Linked DNA regions of Homo sapiens: region 1 is linked to region 2. The links are chromatin contacts, found by Hi-C or POLR2A ChIA-PET in ENCODE. All regions are on one chromosome and are shown on one strand. The core of a region is the stretch at or near the end of the contact, and the rest is flanking DNA. Distances in the headings are between cores, read along the strand shown. Region 1 overlaps SLC38A10 (solute carrier family 38 member 10). Region 2 holds the start of TSPAN10 (tetraspanin 10).

Region 1 (5,761 bases), core at 2,897-5,396, 380 kb after region 2:
CGTGACCCTGGGGCTTGTTGTCATCTCTGTTCTGAGCTCCGCACTCCTGTGCCTGGAAAGCTCCTTCCCAGCGTTGTCACCTCATACAAACTGCCCCGAGGGACACTCTCCGAGGGTCTTCCTGGATCCGCTGTGCTCATATTTGCCAAGGATGACTGTTCCCGGATGGCGAAGGTGGGCAGGGGAGCCCTGCCTTCTGGGTTCCGTGCAGCTGGCGGGGCTGTGCTTGGGGACAGTAGGGGTCACCAGAGAAGGAAACTGGGAGTGTTCCGAAGCAGCCGGTGGAGCTGCCTTGCGTTGGATTTGGTAATTCGGACTGGAAAAACGTCCACCTGGAGAGGGAGGTGGGTGTTTTGCTCCCACCTCAGCTGGTGCCCCAGGCTCGGTCCTGCCTGAGCAGGGCCACTTACTGCTGTCCAGGCCTCTGGGCTAGACTGGGCGCTGACATGGGAGCTGTCGGTGGGATTGTGGTAGCCTGGGAGCTAGAGTCCAGTGTGCTGAGACCCTAGCCCTGGGCAGTGAGGGGTGTCGCCCTCGTCCAGCAGGCTGCCGGGGAGTGGACTTCTCGGTGCCAGCCAGCAGGAGGCTCCCCGTCCCCTTAGCACTGCGCCGCCTCTGCCTGCGGCCGGTGCAAGCAGCTGTATCCCGTCATGAGGCTTGTGCGGGCCGTGGGCCTCCGGCTCACCTGGTGCCCTCCGAGGCCACATCTGGTTTCTGTTTCTTCCACGAGGCTGTAACAAAACACATGGCCCCTCTCAGAACCACATGCTGCTTGTTTTTAGCGTGTCTCTGATTTTCCAGCCCCCGGCTCCCCCGTGATAGATGGGCTGCCGGGCTGAGGCTGAGCTGGGGTCGAGGGTCCTGCACCGATGTGCGCTCCCTGTCAGACTGCTGAGCGGAGTTTTATTGGTCTCTTTGATGCTGCAGAGGCCAAAGATGGTACCTGCTGACTGGGTGAGAGTCCTGCGTGGCCCTGGGCTGTGGCCGTGAATCCCATCCTCATGCAGATGTCATGTGTCGTGGTTAGACGCGCACAGCCGGGGCCCCATGCACGGCTTCACAGGCCTTTGTGAGCATGGCTGAGTCCCTGCAAAGGCTCATGAAGACAGTTACCTTGAAAGCTGGGAGTCGGGCCGTTCGTACCTGCTCTCTCTAGCACCCTGAAGGCTAGGGCTGGGTTCGGGTTTTGTGACATCTGTTCCTTTCTTGGAGCTGCAGGTCCCCTGTCCTCCCGGTGCCTGCACGCCCCTCCCTTGCTGCATGGGGCAGCACAGCAGGGCCCGCACCCCTCGGGCACCCTCGTCCCCGCTCCCCCAGCGGGGCAGGCACAGCTGCACTTCCGCTCCGTGGGAAAATGAGGCAGGGGCCTGGCTGAGAAGGGACCCAGAATGCGGTGATGTGGGACAGAAGGAGGGTCTGCTGGGTGTCGACGGGTCGTGTGTGTTGGTGCGGGGGCAGAGATGGCCACAGTTCTGTGTGCTCAGGCCCAAGCGGGGACACACAGCCCCCATGCGTGGAGGCAGGTCACGTGGCTCAACACAGGCCAGAGGCTGCAGGAGGCAGGGCCCTTCGGAATTCGGCCAGGTCCTGCACGGATGGCGGGGTGATCTCAGACAATGGAATCAGCTCCCTGCCATCTCAGGACAGCAACAGAAACATGACACAAAATTATAAGAGGAGGAGAGGCGCGGGGGACACAGCAAAGGAGCTATCAGAAGCCTTCTCCGGGCCGGTACAGCAGCTCACACCTGGAATCTCAGCACTGTGGGAGGCCAGGGCAGGAGGATCACCTGAGGTCAGGAGTTTGAGACCAGCCCAGCCAACATGGTGAAACCCTGTCTCTACTAAAAATACAGAAATTAGCTGGGTATGGTGGCTGGATGCTGAGGTGGGAGGATCGCTTGAGCCTGGAAGGTCAGGGCTGCAGTGAGCCGAGATGGCACCACTGCACTCCGGCCTGGGTGACAGAGTGGGACCCTGTCTCTTAAAAAGAAAACTTTCTCAGTAGGGCATGCAGGAGAGCTCCAGCAGGGTGGCGTTGTCCCCACAGTCAGAGGAGAGAAGGGAGAAGCATGTGGCCCTGTTTCTCACGGACCATTCGGTGCTCTGTGGAAGGAACTGGGAGCCTCTCCCGCCTCCCAGGAGACAGCAGTGGTGCCAGCCACGGCGGAGGCAAAAGCAGTGGTGAGGAGGTTCCGCCTGCCGGAGGCTGTACCAGGGCCTGGCTGTGTTGCCAGCCCAGACACCCGGGTACCAGGAGCCAGATAGCCTGGGATTCCCCCTCACATTCGCAAAGATCAGACCATGAGGTCATTGGTCAGCTGTGTGCTCAAGATTGGGCTGTAAAGCCAAGCCCTTCATGAGTAATACTTTCTCATGGCAGCATCAAGGGAAAGTCAGAAATCAGCTCTTAGAAAAGTTGCCTAAAAGCAGGGACTAGCTTTGAAGTCACGTCAGCGGCCATTGTTCTCACCTCTTGCGAGTGTGGCGCCCTGGGATCCCGAGCCTCCTCCTGAACTTGGGGCGGCACTTGAGTGGATGAGGCACTCCGTCCGTGGGATGCCGGGAGTGTGTTTAAAAGTCACTTCGTCTGGGGGCCGTCTGATGTGACTGTCTCCACCTTTACTGATCACAAAGTGCACAGAGGGAGCCATGGCGGGTCCAAGCCGGCAGCCCGCAGAGCCACCTTGCCGACTCTTGGGGTCCGGACGGCAGCGTCGCTGGCCTCCCCGCCCGTCCGTGCTGGCCTCCGGTCTGGGGTGGACGCCAGCCTTGAATGTGGGGTTGGGGATGCATTAGATGTTGCCCCTTCCCCTCCAGGTCACCACCTCCAAGTCCCCGAGCATGTCTGACTCCAAAGACCGAGCCCTGAGCTGTGGCCTTGGCAGCCTTGGGGCCTCCATGCCCGACTAGACAGCAGGGAGGAAAGTCTGAGGGATCCGCCTCCGCCGTGGCTGAGTTGTGGCCTCTGTCACTTGTTAGGAAGGTGTGTGTTTTTGTGGGTGCCAGGAGCTGGGAACCTGCGTCAGCACCTGGCAGTGAGGAGCCGCTGGGACAGCATAAACACAGCATTCCTGGCACCACGTGCCAATGATGGTCACGGGTCGTGGTTTCTTGTGACTGGAGATGATTTTTTTTTTGAGATGGAGTCTCGCTCTGTCGCCCAGGCTGGAGTGCAGTGGCACGATATTGGCTCACTACAGCCTCCACCTCCCAAGTTCAAGCAATTCTCCCACCTCAGCCTCTGAGTAGCCGAGAATACAGGCGCGGCACCACACCCGGCTAATTTTGTATTTTTGTTGAGACAGGGTTTTGCCAGGATGGTGTTGAACTCCTGACCTCAAGTGATCCTCCTGCCTCGGCCTCTCAAAGTGCTGGGATTACCGGAGTGAGCCATCATGCCTGGCCTGGAGGCGATTTTTGAAGCCAAATGAGGGAGGATGGTTGCCCTGCGGCAGCACCCTCTGCTGGGTGTTCCTGGGGGCGTGCGTGGAGCCATCCCCCTTGGCCGTGGCCGCCTCTACTGTGGCTTAGCCGGGTGTGTTGCTGGCCTTCTAGGAGAAGAAATTCGGATGCCAGAGATCTCCTCCCTCCCGAGGAGCTCAGTCGTGAGCTGGCGGGGGCACTCCCCATACAGGGCCCCTTTCTGTCTTTGCGCAACCTGTGTTCATGTTGAGAGTGGAAGCGGCTGGCAGCACTCGGACGTTTTTCAGTTGCTGATTTTGAAGTTTTGTGTTAGTTTTACTGCAGCCAAGAGGCACTGCCGGCAAACTGTCCCTGACGCAAAGATGGGCTCCGTTGTGGAGAAGGCTGTGTGCATTGCCCGCAGACAGCTGCAGAGCGCCGGGCATGAAGGCTGTGAGTGCAGCCCTTGGCTGGTCAGCTGCTGCAGGCGGCGGGGAGCCAGGACACTCGCACAGCCTTCCTGCAGGTGCCCGTGCAATCCAGCAACACTTGCAGAACGCTGAGAGGCGTGGCGTTCCCGGGAGGTTCTCCAAAGGGACCTCTGGGGCAGCTCCCGGCTCACCGTGCTCACTTCCCGTCCCGCGGCTCCTGCACCCACACAGAGCTCCCCCTGGAGCCCCAGACTGGTCATTCACGGCCTGAGGAACTGAATTTTGCTCCTGCTGAGAAAATGACTGCTCTGAGGCAACTTGTCCTATGACAACGGAGATTTCCTTTGTTTTGCTATATTTTCCCTTCCCCTCCCCAGCCTCCCTTTCTTCACTTAGTAATCCATTGGACAGGCCCTCTTGATTGACAGTTATGGCTTGTTTCCGCATGGGGCCTCTGCCGAAGCCTAATCGTGTGATGGAGACCAGTATGTTTTCACCTGCTCAGGCGGGTGGCCATACGCTTATAGAATTGGTCACTTGGGCCAGGCGCGGTGGCTCACGCATGTAATCCCAGCACTTTGGGAGAATGAGGCGGGTGGATCACTTGAGGTCAGGAGTTTGAGACCAGCCTGGCCAACGTGGTGAAACCCTGTCTCTACTAAAGATACAAAAATCAGCCAGGCATTGTGGCAGGTTCCTGTAATTCCAGCTACAGGAGGCTGAGGCATGAAAATTGCTTGAACCTGGGAGGCAGAGGTTGCAGTGAGCCGAAATTGTGCCACTGCACTCCAGCCTGGGCGACACAGCAGGAGTCCATCTTAAAAAAAAGTTGAATTTGTTACTTTAACTAAACTGTAGAGCCTAGCGTCTGCTTTCTGTTAACTAGTTTATTACCCAGTAGGGTGGTACCTTCCCTCTACAGTTTGTCTAGGACTCTCAACTCCAAACTGACAACAGTGTAACTGTCTGTTTCCCTAGACTAACATATCAGGCTGCTCTTAGAAGGCTGGTAGAAAGCTAAGCTAATTGTCCCCATTTTCTTCTCCTATGGGAGCTGGTGAGGCCCCATCTGCTGCTCTGAACTGGACTCTGTGTGAATTCTTCCTCAGACAGCTTCACCTGAGTCCCCCTCGGCTGCAGCGCCTGTCTCAGTGGACATATGGCCTTGCTGGGACAGGGAGGTGGTGATGGCGGTGGTGGTGGTGGTGACGGAGGTGACGACGATGATGGAGGTGATGGCAGTGACGGTGGAGGTGACGGTGATGTAGGTGATGATTATGGAGGTGGTGGCAATGATGCAGCGATGGTGGTGGGGATGGAGATGGTGGTGGTGATGACGATAATGGAGGTGATGGCAATGATGGTAGGGTTGGCAGTGATGGTGGTGATGGTAGTGGTGATGGTGATGATGATGGTGATGGTGGTAGGGATGGAGATGGTGGTGATGATAGCGGTGATGGTGATGATGGTGACGGTGATGATGATGGTGATGGTGGTAGGGATGGAGATGGTGATGATGGTGACGGTGATGATGATGGTGATGGTGGTAGGGATGGAGATGGTGATGATGGTGATGGTGATGGTGATGATGGTGATGTTGGTGGTAGGGATGGAGATGATGGTGATGATGGTGATGTTGATGGTGGTAGGGATGGAGATGATGGTGATGATAGCGGTGATGGTGGTGGTGGTGGTGGAGGTGACGGTGATGACGGTGATGATGGAGGTGATGGTAATGGAGGGGACTGTGGGAGAGTGGGTCGGTGGGCTCGTGCCGCCATCTGGTGGTAATGACTGAGTATTACATGGAGTCTAGTTCTCCCTGCCCCCAGTTAGGTGTAAATCGCATTTTGACATATTTTTGTTGTGAATACACATGAAAAATGACAGTTTTCTGTGCTACTTAGCTGCTAATGATCGAACAG
Region 2 (6,202 bases), core at 1,276-3,775:
AGGCGTGAGCCACCGCGCTGGGATGACAGGCATGAGCCACCGTGCTGGGATGACAGGCGTGAGCCACCGCGCTGGGATGACAGGCGTGAGCCACCGCGCCCGGCCAAGACCCCAGCCTTAAAAGAAAAAAAAAAGAAGAAAACAAAGGAGAAACCACGTCTACTGACACCTTGATCTGGGATTCTAGCTTCCAGGACTGTTAGGAAGTAATTCCAGGCCGGGCATGGTGGCTCATGCCTATAATCCCAGCACTTTGGGAGGCTGAGGCGGGTGGATCACGAGGTCAGGAGATCGAGACCAGCCTTACCAACATGGTGAAACCCTGTCTCTACTAAAGATATAAAAATTAGCCGGGCGTGGTAGCGCACGCTTGTAATCTCAGCTACTCAGGAGGCTGAGGCAGGAGAATCGCTTGAACCCACGAGGCGGAGGTTGCAGTGAGCTGGGATCGCGCCATTGCACTCCAACCTGGGCGACAGAGGGAGATCCGACTCAAAAAAAAAAAAAAAAAAAAAGAAAAGTAATTCCAAACCACCACCCAGTCTGTGAGAGATTTTGTTATGTTATATTTTCTTATAACTGAGATAATTATTACAGTTAAAGAGATCGGACTTAACTGAACCCATCTTGCTTCTAACCTCCAAGCTGTCCTTGTTCATTCCTGGGTGTAGGCTGAAATAACTTCGGGAGGCGCTTAGTTTATAGTTTAGCTTTGAAACAAAGATGGTAACAGCCCTTTGCAAAACAAACTCCCTTCCTACCTGGGGACAAGACTGCCTTTTCAGGACTAACAAATTAGCCATAAGATTAGAAATTATGGTTTAGGAGTCATGTAGCTGGAGGCTACAAGATTCTAAACCTCCCAAATTGCTTCTCAGGATAACATCACTATTAAAAAACAGATCAGCGCTTGAGATATTTTGCAGACTCTGCACTCCATGGATCAGCTGGCACCACCCAGATTGATAAACTGGCTCATATCTTGTGGCCCCCACCCAGGAACCGACTCAGCACAAGAGGACAGTTTTGACTCCCTATCATTTCACCTCTGACCCAACCAATCAACACTCCCTACTTTCTGACCCCATACCCACCAAATTATCCTTAAAACCGCGGATCCCCAGCCGGGCACGGTGGCTCACGTCTATAGTCCCAGCACTTTGGGGAGGCCCAGGTGGGCGGATCACCTGAGGTCAGGAGTTCAAGACCAGCCTGACCAACATGGAGAAACTCCGTCTCTACGAAAAATACAAAATTAGCCAGGCATGGTAGTGTGCGCCTGTAGTCCCAGCTACCCGGGAGGCTGAGGCAGGAGAATCACTGGAACCCAGGAGGTGAAGGTTGCAGTGAGCCGAGATCGCGCCACTGCACTCCAGTGTGGGTGACAGAGTGAGATTCGGACTCAAAAACAAAAAAAAACAAAAAACAAAAAACTCTGATCCCTGAATTCTCAAGGACACTAATTTTTTTTGAGTAGTAATAAAACCTCAGTAACCTGTACAAGCTGGCTCTGTGTGAATTAAACTCTTTATTGCAATTCCCCTGTCTTGATAAAGTCTAGGCAGTGGGCAGGGACAATATGTTGGGTAGTTACAGTGGCACCCTGAGCAAACTAATACAATTACTAACATAATTTAATCAATTAATGTAATTTAACATAGTTTAAAAAAACTGTCACAGTAATTGTGATGTTGTGAAATATGTATACATTTAGTCTTCCGGTTTCCTGGTATCCAACTCCAAAAATCCTTAGAATCTGTGAAGTGACGTCTTTTTTTTTTTTTTTTGAGATGAAGTCTCACTCTGTCGCCCAGACTGGAGTGCAGTGGCACCAACTCAGTTCATTCTAACCTCCGCCTCTTCGCTTCAAGAGATTCTCCGGCCTCAGACTCCCGAGTAGCTGGGATTACAGGTGCCCGCCACCACGCCCAGTTAATTTTTGTATTTTTAGTAGAGACGGGGTTTCACCACGTTGGTCAGGCTGGTCTTGAACTCCTGACCTCAGGTGATCCACCTGCCTCGGCCTCCCAAAGTGCTGGGATTACAGGCGTGAGCCACCGCGTATGGCCTAATTTTGTATTTTGAGTAGAGACGGGGTTTCACCATTTTGGCCAGGCTGGTCTCGAACTTTTGACCTCAGGTGATCCGTCCACCTTGGCTTCCCAAAATGCTGGGATTACAGGTATGAGCCACCGCGCCCGGCCTGAAATGCAGTTTAAACTCGTTTGTTTTTCTTATGTTAAATTTAAAAAATACTTAAAAAAAAAAACATGAAGGTGTGATCCTGCCTTCCTGAAATTGTTTCTCTACTTACCTGTGCATGGAGAGAAGTTTGGAATGCTGTTTCCCCAATTATAATACGCTATAATACGCAGCAGTAGTTATTTTTGGGTGAGACTTCGGATGCTCGTCTTTGCTTCCTTTTTGGACTTTCCTGTGCCGCTTGGGTTTCCGAGGACGAGCAGAAGTAATCTCAGACGCAACTTTCCAAAATCCCCTCCTCCAGTTGCAGGGATGGCGGGGGCGGGTCAGCGGCGCCGCCCTGCGCATGCGTCGAGCCGTTGGTGGGGCCGGAACCTGGTTTCCCGGCCTCGCGCCCGAGGGGAGCGTATTGAGCGAGGCACCGGGACGTCGGCGGCTGGCGGAGCCGGGCGGGCGAAGCTGGAGCGGCGGTGGCGGCGGCGTAGGGAGGCCGGGGCCGGGGCTGAGGCCGCGGCCGGGTCTGCGAGGCCCTTGGGGCGGCAGGCGGCGGCGGCCCGGGGCTCGAGCCCGGAGGCAGGAGCAGCCGCCATGGCCGAGAGCATCGTGAGTGCGGCGGCCGGGCGGGAGCGGGGACGCCGGGATGAGGCAGCAGATTTGCCGGCCTCGGCCTGTGGGGGAGGCGGGCCTGCCGGCGCCGCGACTCGGCCCCTTTCTCTTCTCTCGCCAGGGCTTTCTCTGTAGTGGCTGGGCCCCTCTCGGGGACTTTCACCCCCCTCGGCTGCTTCCCGTCCGTGTCCCTCCCCAGGGGACTTACGACCCCGGTTCCCCGCCCTGGGCAGGGAAAGGCCGAGCCTTTCTAAGCAGGGAGAATGGACTGTGGCGAAGAGAAACCGCCCTCCTTCCCCACCCGTTTCCCGGCTCCAGGAGACTTCCTGGTCTAATTCCAGGGACTCCCAGCCAGTCCTGCCCCTCTCAGAGCCAGGGACACCTCTTATCCTAATCTCCCTCTGATTCTCTCCTCCTGCTCTCCCGCTTCCCAGCAAGTGCCTTGTCATGAGTCACTAAGGAGAGCAGCTCTGCAGACGGGGACGTTACAGAGCTCCCTCCCCACCAGAAGACCTGGGAAAATGAAAACACAGTAACTTGCCGGCTTTGCTCCTTACTTGGAAGGACAACTTGACAATTCCTCTTTAAAAGGAATGTTGTAAATGATGTTGATTTCACTTTTTACCTGAAATTGAAATTGTCGGCCCGGCGCAGTGGCTCACGCCTGTGATGTCAGCACTTTGGGAGGCCGAGGCGGGTGGATCACCTGGGGTCAGGAGTTCGAGACCATCCTGGCCAACATGGCAAAATCTTGTCTCTACTAAAAATACAAAAAATTAGCCGGGCGTCATGGCGCACTGTAATCCCAGATACTTGGGAGGCTGAGGCAGGAGAATTGCTTGAACGCGGGAGGTGGAGGTTACAGTGAGCTGAGATCCCTCCATGGCACTCCAGCCTGGGCTATAGAGCGAGACTGCGTCTCAAAAAAAAAAAAAAAATTGTCACACACTCCTCCTTAACGTAAAAAATATCAGTGACAAATCAGAAAACCAGTCCCTCGTTAAGTTGTGAGAAGTTTCTTCCCAAAAGTAAATGTGATGGGAAAAAAACTAACTGACCATTGGACAGGAGCATTTTGGTTAATATTAAGGAAGATTTGGGATTTCTGGGGGAAGCTTAGCAGTATTGGGTGAAGAGTAATGTTCATACTGTAGCATTGTGACAGTCTCTGCAGTTTTGCCAGGTGTTGTCTAGAATAGGTCTCCAGGCCCGGCGCGGTGACTCACACCTGTAATCCCAGCACTTTGGGAAGCCCAGGTGGGTGGATCACCTGAGGTCAGGAGTTCAAGACCAGCCTGGACAACATAGTGAGCCTAGGTGGCGTCACTGGACTCCACCCTGGGCGACAGAATGAGACTGTCTCACACACACAAACAAATGGGTCTCCAGGAGAACCTAGCACTTATTTGCAAGGCTGTTCTCTGGTGGTTCCATCATCTCTCCAGTCAGGGGCCCTCTTGGTGCCTCCATGTTTCCCAACCTGGAGATGAGTGGAATGAATATATGGCCCAGGAGAAACTTAGGAAACGTCGACTCCTTTTTTTTTTTTTTTTTTAACCTTATTTTATTTTTTTGAGATGGAGTCTCACTCTGTCGCCCAGGCTGGAGTTCAGTGGTGCGATCTCTGCTTACTGCAACCTCCGCCTCTCGGGTTCAAGAAATTCTCCTGCCTCAGCCGAGTAGCTGGGGTTGCAGGTGCTCGCCAACACGCATGGCTGATGTCTTTTTTATTTTTAGTGGTGATGGGGTTTCACCGTGTTGGCCAGGTTGATCTCGAACTTCTGACCTCGTGATCCGCCCGCCTTGGCATACCAAAATGCTGGGATTACAGGCATAAGCCACCGCGCCTGGCCTTTAAATCTTTTTAATTAAAAACATTTTTTTATAGAGATGAGGTCTCTACTATGTTGTACAGGCTGGTCTCTGAGCTCGAGGGATCCTCCTACCTTGGGGTCCCAAAATTGCTAGGATTACAGTCCTGAGCTACCATGCCCGGCCAAGAAACCTTTGACTCCTTTGAAAAATAAAATGTGGCCATGCAGTGGCTCACGCCTGTAATCCCAGCACTTTGGGAGGCCGAGGTGGGCGGATCACGAGGTCAGGAGTTCAAGACTGGCCTGACCAACATGGTGAAACCCTGTCTCTACTAAAAATAAAAAATTAGCCGGGTGTGGTGGCATGCACCTGTTATCCCAGCTACTCTGGAGGTTGAGGGAGGGGAATCGCTCAAACCCGGGAGGTGGAGGTTGCAGTGAGCCCAGATTGCGCCACTGCACTCCAGCCTGGGCGACAGAGCAAGACTGTCTCAAAAAAAAAAAAAAAAGTGTTAATCATTGGTGACTTTGCCTAGAAATAGGTTAGGAATTAGCACTGAAACCTTCTTTCAAACTACCTTTGTACTTTTAACTGAGTTAAAATAACCATTGACAAGTGAAAAGTGTTTCAGACAAGGCCATTTTTTTTTTCCCACTAGTGTATAAGGCTAGGCTCTCATTGACAGCATTGGATCTCGTTGAATGTCTCAGATTGTGAGGAATTAAAACACTCTTCTTTTGAAATTGATTTAAAAAGTTATTTTGAATTTAAGAAAGAGATCTTTTGAAAAGTTTCTGGGCTGGGCATGGTGGCTCACACCTGTAATCCCAGCACTTTGAGAGGCCGAGGCAGGTGAATAATGAGGTCAGGAGTTGAGACCAGCCTGGCCGACATGGTGAAACCACGTCTTTACTAAAAATACAAAAATTAGGGCGTGGTGGCTCACGTTTGTAATCCTAGCACTTTGGAAGGCCGAGGCAGGTGGATTGCCTGAGCTCAGGAGTTTGAGACCAGCCTGGGCAACACGGTGAAACCCCACGTCTACTAAAAAAAAAAAATACAAAAAATTAACCGGGCGTGGTGGCGTGCACCTGTAGTCCCAGCCACTCAGGAGGCTGAGGCAGAAAAGTTAGAACCCGGGAGGCGGAGATTGCAGTGAGCCGAGATCGCACCACTGCACTCCAGCCTGGGTGACAGAGTGAGACTCTTAAAAAAAAAAAAAAAATTAGCTGGGCGCGGTGGCGGGCGCCTATAATCCCAGCTACTTGGGAGGCTTGAGGCAAGAGAATTGCTTGAACTCGGCAGGCAAAGGTTGCAGTGAACCGAGGTCGCGCCATCGCACTCCCACTCTGGGTGACAGAGCAAGACTCTGTCTTGGGGGGAGAAAAGAGTTTCTGTGGATTTAACTGTATCTCACCAGTTCTTCAACTTCCCCAAGAAGCGTTCTAGTCTTATTTTCTTATAAATAGGGAAACTTAAGTTACCAAGAGGCTGTGTGTTCATGTTGTCAGGTCTGTCTCTTCCTGTGTATTTCATTTTGTAGTCTGTGTCAGAGGCTAGGCCAGAACTTTCCATCGTA

The links. Hi-C counts contacts between places; a loop is a spot of excess contacts on that map. ChIA-PET counts read pairs that join two places held with the same protein, here RNA polymerase II (POLR2A). Pooled maps may share reads with other maps.
Region 1: a loop to region 2 is called in a pooled map, with 2.7 times the contacts of the local background. The contact joins the enhancer-like site here to the promoter of TSPAN10 in region 2. A Hi-C loop is called at or near these places in 2 of 50 pooled maps. POLR2A ChIA-PET finds 5 or more read pairs at or near these places in 2 of 52 experiments (PC-9 and WTC11).

Annotation. Positions count from the first base shown.
Region 1 is chr17:81,253,361-81,259,121 of GRCh38, reverse strand. All of the region lies in intron 11 of SLC38A10 (solute carrier family 38 member 10), which reads left to right. Among named protein-coding and RNA genes, the nearest start is that of NDUFAF8, 17 kb to the right of the region's middle. RefSeq lists an enhancer at 3,724-4,415. Within about 2 kb of position 4,146, at least 21 of the 41 ENCODE cell types and tissues checked have a DNase peak (open chromatin) inside an H3K27ac peak, as active enhancers do.
Region 2 is chr17:81,633,519-81,639,720 of GRCh38, reverse strand. It overlaps TSPAN10 (tetraspanin 10), which reads right to left and starts at 2,525. Exons shown (of 4, transcript NM_001290212.2): 1 at 2,315-2,525. NPLOC4 (NPL4 homolog, ubiquitin recognition factor) reads left to right here and starts at 2,609. Exons shown (of 17, transcript NM_017921.4): 1 at 2,609-2,805. The coding sequence starts at 2,791. RefSeq lists a silencer at 2,670-2,879.